Linked DNA regions of Homo sapiens: region 2 is linked to region 1. Evidence: chromatin contacts called from ENCODE Hi-C or POLR2A ChIA-PET data. All regions are on one chromosome and are shown on one strand. The core of a region is the stretch at or near the end of the contact, and the rest is flanking DNA. Distances in the headings are between cores, read along the strand shown. Region 1 holds the start of SSPN-AS1 (SSPN antisense RNA 1). Region 2 overlaps SSPN (sarcospan).

Region 1 (6,232 bases), core at 384-2,883:
GATAAAGGGAAGAGACAACCATCTGCAAGCAGAGGAGAGAGGCTTCAAAAGAAACCAACTCTGCCAGCACCTTGATCTTGGACTTCTAACATCTAGAACCATGAGAAAATAAATTTCTGCTGTTTAAGCCACCCAGTCTATTGTATTAATACTTTGTTACGGCAGTCCAAGTTGAGTAATGTACAAGGTGACCCTGCAATTCCCTAGATTTGGAGTGCTTGGCTTTTGTTTGTAGCTCAAAGCCTGTCTCTTTTACAGGTAGCTCTCAGAAGACAAGTGAGGGGACACGCAGAAAGGGAGGTCCTTCTTCCCCCACTACAATCCCTGAGCATGGATGGAGATGGGAGGGCTGGGATCCTCAGTTCTGTGAGAAAAATACAAAGGACCATAAGCCCTGGTGAGAAGGGAGAGTCTCCCTGAGGCACTAGTAAGGAAGTGACCTGGACCTGGACCTCCCACTCCAGGACATTTTAACCAGCCCTGTGTCAACAGAGCATGCGCAACCCAGAGGACATTTTCTTTGAGCCCCACTTTACAGTCTCATTTACCTGGAGCCTGGCTGGGCTCCATCAGCCCCCATTCAGTTAAGAAACTGCCAAAGGAGCAGTTTATCCATATGCCTGCAGGATATTAAGGGAAATGAATTTTGTGTTCTGGCTGAGAGGGCCTCAGTGGACACTTCCAAAAGGAACCCTGATTCACAGTATTTGATACTTGGTTATTGGCTTTGGTAGAGCTTGGTTTTGTGTTCTGTCTTCTGAGAGGCAGGTACTGGACACCAGAAGCAGCAGGATAATGGCCCTGAAGGAGTCCTGACTGCAACCCCCTGACCACCACCACCGGAGAATTTGCTCCAGCTTTACTCTCTTCTGATTTTCCAGAAATCTGGCATTTTAAATAGCTATTTTGTGTTGGCCTCTTTTCTTCCTTTCTAAAAAGTATGTTTTAATTAAATGTTCTTTGGTTGCTGGCTAAGCTAACCCCAAAGGTTGGTGTCCCTGGTGTGGGCGGGAGAGGTTGAGTTCACACTGCCTTTCAAAGCAGTGCCAGTCCCTTCTGCCCTCTGCGAAGCCCACGTGAAGGGAAGACAATGGGTTACTGTGGGCCACAGAGCCATGTCCCCTCACACTGCTCTCCCCTCAGGGCTGCCAGGTGTGGTTGGGGCCTGAGACAAGCTTCTCGCCTCATCATTCCTTTCGAGGCAACACTTAAAACAGAGAGGGCTTCAGAAGGAAACAGCACAACCAGCGTCTCAGCACATGCGGCAATTCAGAGAGGAAGTACGTTCTAGAACAAAAATTAAACCCTAAACCTATAGGTACCAGCTCCATCCTGCCATAAATGCATCATACGCTTGGAACTTCCAACACAACCCCGAGAATGCTGCTCGCTCCCACGAGCTGACGGCAGGCCTGGCCCTCCGCCAGGGAGTTCACTTGCAAAGCTGGAAACTCCCTAACTTAAAACAATGTCTGGGTGTTTTCTGCTTCATAGGGGCTCAGAAGGAAGGTAAAAAGCTCAGTAAATTTGTTGTTTGACATCTCACTCTGAGTACTGTGTGTTTCATCTGCCTTCACTCTCACAATTATTATCAACTTGCTGGCTATAAAAGGCAGGGGCTACAAACTCAGTGAGCCAAATGCAGTGCTTGCTTCCTATCTGTGGTCCATTGCATAGCAGTGTGCTTGGGTGCTGCGTAAGACAATTCCCCCCAACGCCTCCAAAAAATAGGACATGGTCCACTGCAGGAGTTCATAATCTAGGAGTCCAGAGAGTCCAGGCTCATCATCCCTTCAGGTATGCATTGCTAAAACCCATTTTCTTCTTATTTCTTCATCTTTTTCCTCTTCTTTCCCCATCTCTCTGCTTCCTCCCCCTTCATTCCCTCCTTGCCGTCTTCCTCCTCCTGGTCCTCCTTTACTGAGCTAGAGGTAAGAGCACACAGCTCATCTTTCACTGCTGTTGGGGTCAAGAGTAAAGAGGAGTGACTTGCAGTTGTCTTCGAAATAATCTTCCCTTCCCAATCCTACTTATCTTAGCTGAAGTTGGGTTTTAGGAGAAGAGGGTGATCAAGAAGTTAAAAGAAATAAATGCAGGAACACTATATCAAAAAGTATTTGCTAGCACTGAAGAATATGGGTGAAGACAAAAATGGTGAGTCATGGAATTCCAGAGCTGAAGACGACTTTGGGTGCTGTGAACTTATCTCCTCACTTTACAGATAAGAAAAATGAGACCCAGGAAGTCTAGTGACTTACGCAAGGAGAGAGAGTAATTGTCAAAGGCTCTAGACTCAGCCCTTCTTGTTTCTAAGTTGGTGCTTCTAAGTCAATGCTCTAGATAACAAAAGTCATTAGGAAGATCATCCATGGGCCTAATCCTACCCCACCTTTACCTTTGTCTGCAAGTTCTTTCCTCTTATCCCATTAAATTAAAGGAAACTCCCCAAGGATGTTAATGTAAGCTTCTATCTGTCAATTACCTCTCCATGTAAATGAATCATGTGGGGATGGTGGAAAGGAGAGAGCACTTAGTTAGGAGTTCTGACCTGTCTCCAATGATCCAGATAGCCTTGAAAAGGCATTTAGCAAAACAATAGAAACCATTGCTGTTCAATACAATTATAATTTAGAAAGTCATGAATGTACGCCACTGCGTAATTCTGAATTTTCTTATAGTCATATTTTAAAAAGTAAAACAAAACAAATGGGATTACTTTTAATAGTATTTTTTATTGGACCTGATCTATCCAAACTATTATTACTTCAGCATGCCCTCAATAAAAAATGTATTAATGAGATTTTTTACATTCTTTTTTTTTTGGTACCAAGTCTTTGAAATCCTGCATGTGTTTTACAACCACAGCACACCCCGGTTCAGACTAGCCATTCAAATGCTCAGTGGCTACCTGGGACTAGTAGCTTCTACATTAGGCAGGAAAGACCTAGAGTTGCTTTCTCATCTATAAAAATGAAAAAAATGGCACTATCAGGGGTTTTCTAACTGCCTCTGCTTAGAGTCCTAAGAATTCTATAGAGGTAACTCAATGAGTGTCTGTGAGTGTGTGTGTGTGTGTGTGTGTGTGTGTAGTGAATTTTGGTGTGGCAGAGATAGCCAGCTTTGGTTCATCTACTACCACTTCATGCCAAATACTTCCAGAACTAACTGTTTTTATATATCCGGCTTTGGCCTGAGAGTTTGTTGGGAGATGAGATTCCATGGCTAAATAAAGAAACTAAAAACCCTTGCACAGCATAACCTGCAACCTGCACTGATAGTCCCAGATTCTGGAGGGCCTACAAGAGGAATCAGCAGTCACTTGCCAGGGAAGAAAAGGGCCAGGTGACAAGCATGGGATCAGCCTGACACTCCAGCTGGCTGTAAAAGACATATGGCCTCATGGCTGTGGCCTATAAACTACACACACTGACTCCCTCCCGCCTGGTCAGGTTCACGGATAACAGTTTGAGTTATCGGCTCGTGCTTTGCCCAGTGGGCCTATCCTGGGGCCCTATCCAGGACAGAGTGTCTAGAATCTGGGCTGATTGATACACAGAGGTCACAGAAGCCCAGGCTTTCTGCATAACACAGAGCCTTGGCTCTCTTGCTTCCGGAACATCCCAGTTTGAGGACTCTGCCCATGGGGGTTCTATATGTGGCCCCAAGAGTTTTTCCTGCTATCCTCATTTTAAACAGTGACATATAAGCAAGAGCACAACAGCTGCAAGATTGAAACAGCTGTATCAGCAAAGGATGCAGTTGTTGGAGGGTATCATTAAAACCAGCTTCAAGTGCAGCCGCCAGCACACCCACTCACTTCCCGGGGCCAAGCCATGTGAGATGGACCTTGTGGCTGCAGTCCTTTGAAACCCAACTGCTGAGGACAGGCACACATTTTTTTTTATTATTATCCTTTCATTTAATGAGTTATTAAGCAGCTTTACTGAGTTCAGTTAGACACATGGTCCCCACCCTTCTGGAACTTTTACAATATTATGGTAAAACAAAGATGTCCTCCTCATCTACTGGCTAAGGATTCCCAGAGTCTTAGGCCAGCTAGAGATGAGCAAAATATACAGCAGTCTCTGACGTGTTTATATTACCAAGGAGATAATTAAAAACATAGCCTGTACATTCCCCACTTTCCAACTCTTCTTTTATTTCCCTGTTTTAGTGGTATGTGGGTCTTTGGGTTGTGTATTGTAATATTATGATGTAATAGGAAATATATATTTTGATCTTCATATCTGGTTTCTGGCCAGGAATCTTGATAATAGCAATAAAGATATTTTGTTATTCATAACAAGCTCCTTTCAAACACACCTGAGTTTAATAATGAGATGACTTTTGGAAAGCCCTGAAGGATGGGAGGCTGGTTGCCAGGGAAACCAACCTTGTGATTAGAGGATTGCAACTTTCAGCCCCACCTCTCAACCTCTGGGGAGGGAAAAGGGGTGGGAGATTGAGTTAATCATTAATGATCAACGATCAATCATGCTTATGTAATGAGGCCTCCAGAAAAACTCAAAGGGTTGGGGTTCACAGAGCTTCCTGGTTGCTGAACACTTGGAGGTGCTGGGAGGGCTGTCCACCCAGAGAGGGCATGTAGCTCCATGCCACATCTCCCATACCTTGCTCTATGTATCTGGCTGTTCAGTTGTATCCTTTAATATAGCCTTTGTAATCAACCAGTAATCTAGTAAGTAAACTGTTTTCTTGGGTCTGTGAGCAAGCAGCTGTAGCAAATTATTGAACCCAAGAGGAGGATCATGAGAACTTCTGATTTGTAGCCAAGTGGAACAGAAGTTGTGGGTAACATAGGGACCTACTTCTTATGACTGGCATCTGAAGTGGGGGGCAGTCTGGTGGGACTGAACCCTTAACCTGTGGTGTCTGTGCTAACTTGGATTGGTATCAGGATTGTATTGAACTATAGGACACCCAGTTGGTATCTGCAGAGAATTAGAGAATTGCTTGATGTGGGAAAAAAAAGCCCATACATTTTAATGGTCAGAAATGAAGTACTGAGTGTTTTGAGTGACAGTATAGTGAAAAACTGTGTGTGTGTGTGTGTGTGTGTATATATATATATATGTATATATAAAATGTGTGTGTGTGTATAAAGCTGGATTTCCCAATACAAGTTTAAGCAGAAATCTTCAGAGGGAGCTCTAGATGCTTCTCCAGGTATAAGGGAAGATAACACCTAAGTGTCTAGCAACACGCAATTCATAATGATAGCCCTTTCAATATGCCAGACACAGGCCTGCACACTTACTATGACATGTTGTTTCATTGAATTTCATAACAACCTTCATCAGTAGCCTGTGATTTAGAGAAGAGGAAAGTGTCTCAGTGAGATTAGGACATTTTCCCAGTATCACAAAGTTAGAATGCAAGAGAACTTGGATTCTAAAGCAAGCTTCAGCGATATGCCAGAGCCCATGTGCCTTATGTCAAGCATTTTTTTGCTATCCTAGAGGTAAGAAAACACACTTTTTAAAAAAGAAAATTCTGGGCTGGGCACGATGGCTCATGCCTGTAATCCCAGCACTTTGGGAGGCCAAGGCGGGTGGATCACTTTGAGGTCAGGAGTTCGAGACCAGCCTGGTCAACATGGTGAAACCCTGTCTCTACTGAAAATACAAAAATTAGCCAGGCGTGGTGGCGGACACCTGTAATCCCAGCTACTCGGGAGGCTGAGGCAGGAGAATTGCTTGAATCCAGGAGGTGGAGGGTGCAGTGAGCCGAAACAGTGCCACCGCACTCCAGCCTGGGAGATAGAACAAGACTCCATCTCAATAAATAAATAAATAAATAAATAAATAAATAAATAAATTAATTAATTTAATTTAATTTAAAAAAGAAAAAAAGAAAATTCTGTAGAAATTCTTTGGCCCTAATAGTAGAAGACAGGACAAGTTAGTATGTTCCTGCTCAGTATTTGTTAATTTGGGATGGGGTATTAATTCAATGATGCTTAGCTTTGACAGACACAGAGAAAATCTCCATAATTGTAAAGTAACTATTAGTCTGAAACAATGCCTCTCCTTCAGTAGGAGACCCCTTTCCTCCTTTGTAAGAATAGATGTCTCTCCTACCACCACTTACTTGATGCTCACCAAAGGCTTGGTCTTACGTCTGATTTCTACAGGAAAAAATTGGGAAAAATGGCTTGATAAATTATTTTTCTGATATGTGGATTTCACTATATTAAATCTTGCAAATCTTT
Region 2 (6,439 bases), core at 2,512-5,011, 45 kb after region 1:
CATATTAGCTGGACTGTGGAATGTTTTTGTCTAGATATTGCCAGCAGTTTAGATGAATCCCAAACAAGCTAGCCATCCCTGGATGACATGTTGTGCTTATTTTGAACTCAAGAACTTCTGATATTAAGACTGAAACAAGACTAGGAAGTAAAGAACAGGTTTTTGTAATGCAAACACTGTGTGGGCCAAAATTAGCAATGATGGGTCAACTAATAGCATAAGTTAATTTTTTTAAAAGACTACATTCAATGTAGTGATTGCCAAACTGTATCCATAAACATGAGAATCCCCAGTAGGAGGTTGCTGGGAGAAAATAAATTATGGCTCCAGAAGTCAAGTGACTCAACGTCAGCTTCATCGCCTGTGAAACTTACCCCAAGCCCAACAACGACCATGTGATTCCTGAGCCTGAAAAAACTCTAAATGGTTCCTCAGTCACCAAGGTTTTGAACACTGTTGGCCTCCAGATTAGCTTTGGGATTGAAAAAGTCTGGTTAAAGTTCTCGCTCTGCTGCTACAGGGCTGTGGGAACTCTGAACAATTTAGGGATTTAGCTTACACCTAAAATATTCTGAGCAAAACTTGTGGGTGTTCACTGACATGGCCACAATAAAATCTATGGAACAAGAAATATTTTTGTGATTGAACTCACCTACTAGAAATGTTAATCTTAATGGTCCACCTGCTGAGACTCTAGGTAAGGCTCAGAGTCCCCAGCTTTTGAGACTAGTACACATAGTTCTTAGTGCAAGAATTACATTACCACAGTCAAAAGTTGCTCTCTACAGAGAACAATTCTGGTAAATGGACACTTCACAAAGTAATATTAGTTCCAGTCATTTCCAGGTTCAGAGGAAAGTAGCTCTGAGAAGATGATGCCCTTCCCCCACCTTCCCTTATATATAATTCAAAATTAAAACATATATGTGACACTACAAAATATGTGTACAAAAGTCCTCCAAATGAGTGTGTTCCACACAGTGATGATTTCAAGTGTTTTCAAGTCTTAAATTTGGAATGCTGTATTTACATTTTTACTTTTTCTTTTTCTTGAGTGGTATGTGTGCATGTATGTGTGGGTGTGGGTGTACATACTGGTTGCTGGTGCCCTAAGCTTATCTCTGGTTTGCCTGTAAGGGAATCCATCAGGGATTACATACAGCTTGACTGTCTATCTAAGGTCACTGGAAGAGCGTAGAATTAGTTAAAGCCATTTTTTTCTTAATACATCTTAATTAGTATCATGGATTCTTTAGATCTTTTCATCAAAGAGATCTTAAACACACATTCTTTTTCCTCTTCAAATCATTTAAAGGATTGTCAGATGTAACCTAAGTATCTTCATCTGTGAAACAGTTTATAGAAACATCTTATATCTCAGGGACATAACAATGATTATACTCAATATTAGTGTTCCTTGGAGGAAGGGAACCAGATATATACAAAGTGGTACCATCATAAAAAAAATTTTTTTTAAGAGATGGAGTCTTGCTATGTGGCCCAGGCTGGTCTCAAACTCCAAGCCTCAAGTGATCCTCCCACCTCAGCCTCCCAAAGTATTGAGATTAGAGCCGTGAACCACTTCGTCTGGCCCTCAATATTTTCAGTGACTACATTTTATGCAAAAATTGGAGTTTTTAGCCTAAAAATATGGATTTATTTTGTAGAACCAATGGGGAAGAATATTTGAACAATTCTGGGTTGTTCTGAAATATTCAGGCTTGATTACTGACTTCAAACTCTTGGTGCCAAGAGCCAAATTAAACTGTCTTGACCATGTTCTGTGTGTGTGTGTGTGTGTGTACCCATCGTAGCTGTATTCCCAGTACAGCCAGCAGAGAACTGGGAACAGTTTGCTCTGGGAACAATGGTATATCTATGATTTTAACCAGGGAAGGCCCAGGTTAAAGTGATCATTTCCCACCTGGTAGTCATCTGCTTAGTAGAATGGCCCCAAATGGAGTTTTCTCTACCTGTTTTATCACCAACAATGGATGGAAGTTGGGGGCGGGGGTCTTGTGATAACCTTCCTACCTCTAACATACATACATCCTTAAATAGCAATTTCTTTTTTTTTTTTTTTGAGACAGAGTGCAGTGGCTTGATCTCAGCTCACTGCAACTTCTGCCTCCTGGGTTGAAGCGATTCTCATGCCTCAGCCTCCTGAGTAACTGGGACTACAGGTGTGTGCCACCACACCCAGCTAATTTTTGTATTTTTTTTGATAGAGACAGGGTTTCACCATTTTGCCCAGGCTGGTCTTGAACTCCTGACCTCAAGTGATCCTCCTGACTCAGCCTCCCAAAGTGCTGAGATTACAGGCATGAGCCACCGCACCAAGCTCCTTAGATAGCAATTTTCTGTAACATTTGTTGGGCAATATCTTGAAGCAATGACAATAATCCCTCATTCTCAATCTGCAAATAATTCAAATAGTTGAAAAAGATTTTACTCATTCATGATAGTCACAAAAATCCATTTGCTGAAAATGGGAATTTTGTCTATTTTTAAAAGATGACTTTTTGGCTCAGAGATTAAAAGATGTGCCCAAGACCATTTAACAAGTGCGCAGCAGTACTGGCTGATGATTAACAGCGTGAACCAGGGAGTCAGGTTCTCCCCTCACTAGCCATGGTCCCTGGGCAAATTCATCAATCCCTGTGCACCTGTACTTCTTCATCTGTAAACTTGGCATGATGATCATAATAGCACCTACTTCACAGGATAATTACAAGGATCAAAAGAGTTGATGTCTGTAAAGAACTTAGAACAGCGTCTGGTATACAGGAGCCTATTTAAGTATTTGTGAAATAATAAGCAAATTAGTAGGGATGGAAAGAGCTGCCAGTTCTGAGGACTGAGGATATTAATTCGACTGCTTTTGTCTTATTTTGTCATGTGGGAGTAACAATGCATTCTTGGCTTGTAGGAAGGATGTAAACATTTACACAAACACAGTGGTTGCTCAATTTTAATTAAACCGTTTATGCTAGAACCCAAAGAGAACATAAAGAAAAACCATGCCCCTTAGCTTCTCTGAGTATGAATAAATTTATATCGTGCGTATCTATCTCACACTTTAGTGACTCGGCTTCTCCCACTCCGGAAAGCATCAGGCCAAGTAAACTAGAGAAAGCCACGGAATCAAGTTTCTTATCCATTTTAAGACATAAATATATACTCGATCCCCCCTAAAGCCTGCAGGCTTTATCTGCAGCGCTGTGGCATTTTTCCTTCATGGCTTTTAACTCATCTGACAGCAACAAGCTTCTGGGTTAGAATCTGTAATTTAAAATCAAGTGGCTTGTTTTACCTACATGGCACGAATACACTATAAGGAAGAGTGTTTACGATGACCTTGAGAATCCGAGCAAATATATCTTGATAAAAGCCCGGCGCGGGAGGCATCTGTCTTGCGGGTGTCAGCCCATCAGCCCGGCGCTGCGCAGCGGGCGGAGGCGCGGTGGCCCCGGGCGCTTATGTAACAGCAGCGCCCGGGCGCGTCTCCGCTCGCTCGCTGCCTTTAATTGGTACCCGGCCTGCAGCTTTCACGTTCGGTGACCTCGGGAGGAGGGTGTTTCTGCTCCAATTTAATTACCTTCCCCGGTGGCCTGAACGGGAAGGGCCCTTCTGCAGCGCACTGCTCGGGAGGAGGCTGCCGCAAGCAGCCCAGGGGCCTCCTGGATGTGGGCAGGAGGGAACGTGCCCTGGAATGTTTCCGCAGGCACATGCCCCCGACACGTTTCCGAACCTCCAGGGGAGCCCTGAGAAAGTCAGGCCACTAGGAAAGGCAGGAAGCGCGACCTGCAGCCGATGCCCAGCCAAGCCCAGAGGCAGAGAGGCAAAGCCCAGGGAGGAAAAAGGAACGCGCTGGTGGCATCGAGGGCCTGCGAAGGGACCCTACCCCCAATCCCCGAACCCCCAGAGGGCTGTCCCAGCTTGAGAAAAAAAAAAGAGCCCGTGGCTATTTTCTCTAAGCGAAAGGGAGGGTGCGTGTGTGTGCACGTGTGGACTACAATGAGACTGTCATCATGGCCCGTTTGCTTGTCCTGGCTATCTGGGCATTCAACAGGAGGAAATAAATCCTCTAACAAAGCTTAGGCCAGGGTCCCGAGATGGGGGCACCAAAATGCGGCTATGCTGATGAGAAACGCCCTATGAAGATGCATGTTATGCCTTCGCCCCCCCAGTAGTGTGAGAAGCATAAGGGAAGTCAGCTGTCCCCTGTTGTGTCATTGGAAAATCTGGAGATGGGCTGAAGCTCACTTTCAACCTGAAGATAATGTAGCATGCAACCTTAGAGAGCTAGCAGCAAGCATCAAGAAAGGTCACGTTCAGGAGAAGAGGAAAGTGCCTCAGTATTTGCCAATGCCTGTCACGGGTGGAAAAAAAGAGGTAGCTAATGAGATCTTCCTAGTGGGGAATCCTCAACCTGGCTGACATTGGCAGTGACTTTTTTTTTTTTCTATTTTTTTTCTCTTACTCCCTATTTTAACTAAGGTGCAGATGCTGAGATGGCATTGGGGTCTCTCTTAAGCTGATGCTTTTGACTCTGCTGTTTTCTGGGATCATCTGGGGGGAAAATGAGGGTATTTCACATAAACTAATAAAAACCTAGTTTGGGGTGTTCTTCAGCTACTGGATGAAGTTCTTGTAATTTAACAGGCCATTTCTTACTAAGCTTTCTGGCTTTTTTTTTTTTTTTTTTTTTAATCACCAAGCCTTGCTGTTTAGTCAAACCTCTCCAAACAAATAGTAAACATAGACTGATGTCTACTCTATCTGGCCTTCTTTCAAGGAAAGTCCTCAGACAGAAAAGTATAATTTCCAAATGAAGGCATATCCACCAAAATTCTAACTTCATCATTTAAAAAAGTAGTATCTATTAACTGTTTACTTAGAAAAGTTATAACTATTGGAGAACATTTCAAAATTAGAGAAAAACTGCAAAATGCAAATATAATCCCACCACTCATAGATAATTGTATTTTCTATGCTCATTAAGAGCTTTTATTTTTTCTGTAGGATAATATCATACATTTTGTGTAACCAGCTTTTTAAAATTAGTTATTATAATGTAAATGTTTGTATCTATTAATTACTTTTTATAGCATGATTTTAAAAGATATCATCCCTTTGCTTTTTTATGTCAACAGCTTCAATTATACTGGAATCTTCCAACACACCTTATTTTTTTCACCTTAGTAACTTTCAAATAATGTCATTCACTTACTTTTATGTCTGATGTTTTCTCATTGTAGTGAACAAAAAAATCCAGTTTTTATATGTTTTCTTGTAGAAGAAAAAACAATGTTAGTGGACCAAATTAAAAAAAAAAAGATTAAAGATAGCTTTGTATTATTTGCTATAGTAGTTGAGAGAAAATGAAGGAATTTGCTTTCTACTAGCTCTGATTGCTAAGTTCTATGTCTATGTCCTTATACTCTGAAAGGTAGTGTCTTTGCTTCCCTTTGGAGTAGATTCTGTTGTGCAGTGAAAATGCTGTGTACTTGAATTGGCTCCAGCCAAATGCACTGTCCCTAACAGAAAAAAGATACACACAAATGAAAGACACACACGCTTGCCAAACCACGCATATCCCATCACCCGTCCCCCACTTTGCCCTGAGAGTCTTGGCACAGAGCATTTGGATGCGCCCAATGTACTTTTTCTGTCTCAGTGATCCCACCTACAAGAGGAAATACACTTAGACTGCTTCATTATTAAAATATCCCAAATAACCCCCGAGATATGGAAGTGGGCACTGAAAGAGATACCTTTTTTCTGGCCAAGTGTTTTGTTGAACTGATGAATTTTCAATATTCCTTTTAAGGGCACTGAAGGACAGACTTCATATCCTCCAGGCCAACCCAGTTCATGGAAATTAAGACTTAAAAAAAAAATCAGCATTACCTTTGAGGTCTGGATCAATGCCCTCTTAAAACATTTTTTGGCCTGCCTAAAAATGCAATTTCTAGACTAATCAGATATGCAACCCCTTAAGAAGGCACTCCTTTATTTTGTACTTGGATTTCTTTCTATGTGATGATAAAAGAGAAAGAACAATCACAACTTACTTTCATAGAAAATTGAATACATGTCCGTTCGTCAACCTGATATGAGACACAAAGCATAAACAAGCCAAGATAGGCCACTAAGCAGACCTGCAAGGGAGAACACAGAAGAAAGGATGTTATCAGGGTACGTTGTGCGTTCAAATGACATCAGTCTCAGTATCTTCCTGCAGTCACATCCATGTTATAAAGCTGTCCGTTTCTTTTACTTATCTTTATGTACTGTGTTTTTCTTTCAACTGGTGGAAAACCACTTTAAAATTAGTAAAAATCAATTGATTTCCACTTAGCCAGCATTTACTAAGTTCTTTTGATATGCCAGGTGCTATACAAGATCCTTCAGAGTATATGACGATGAATAAAGT

Evidence for each region. A loop is a pair of places that touch in the nucleus more often than their neighbours do. ChIA-PET counts read pairs that join two places held with the same protein, here RNA polymerase II (POLR2A). Pooled maps may share reads with other maps.
Region 2: a map of dorsolateral prefrontal cortex shows a loop between it and region 1 (2.3-fold over the local background). The contact joins the enhancer-like site here to the promoter of SSPN-AS1 in region 1. A Hi-C loop is called at or near these places in 4 of 168 maps with a recorded cell type or tissue (PC-9, cardiac septum, dorsolateral prefrontal cortex and 1 more) and 4 of 50 pooled maps. POLR2A ChIA-PET finds 5 or more read pairs at or near these places in 5 of 52 experiments (A549, PC-9, Panc1 and 2 more).

What each region holds. Positions count from the first base shown.
Region 1 is chr12:26,267,228-26,273,459 of GRCh38, reverse strand. It overlaps SSPN-AS1 (SSPN antisense RNA 1), which reads left to right and starts at 1,633. Exons shown (of 4, transcript NR_187469.1): 1 at 1,633-1,797. All of the region lies in intron 1 of LOC105369705 (a long non-coding RNA gene), which reads right to left. LOC105369704 (a long non-coding RNA gene) reads left to right here. Exons shown (of 2, transcript NR_188068.1): 2 at 1-131. RefSeq lists an enhancer at 1,272-1,491.
Region 2 is chr12:26,224,018-26,230,456 of GRCh38, reverse strand. It overlaps SSPN (sarcospan), which reads right to left. Exons shown (of 3, transcript NM_005086.5): 2 at 6,078-6,164. All of the region lies in intron 1 of SSPN-AS1 (SSPN antisense RNA 1), which reads left to right. Among named protein-coding and RNA genes, the nearest start is that of SSPN, 32 kb to the right of the region's middle. RefSeq lists an enhancer at 3,574-4,209. Within about 2 kb of position 3,761, at least 14 of the 41 ENCODE cell types and tissues checked have a DNase peak (open chromatin) inside an H3K27ac peak, as active enhancers do; they include dorsolateral prefrontal cortex, where a contact is called at or near this core.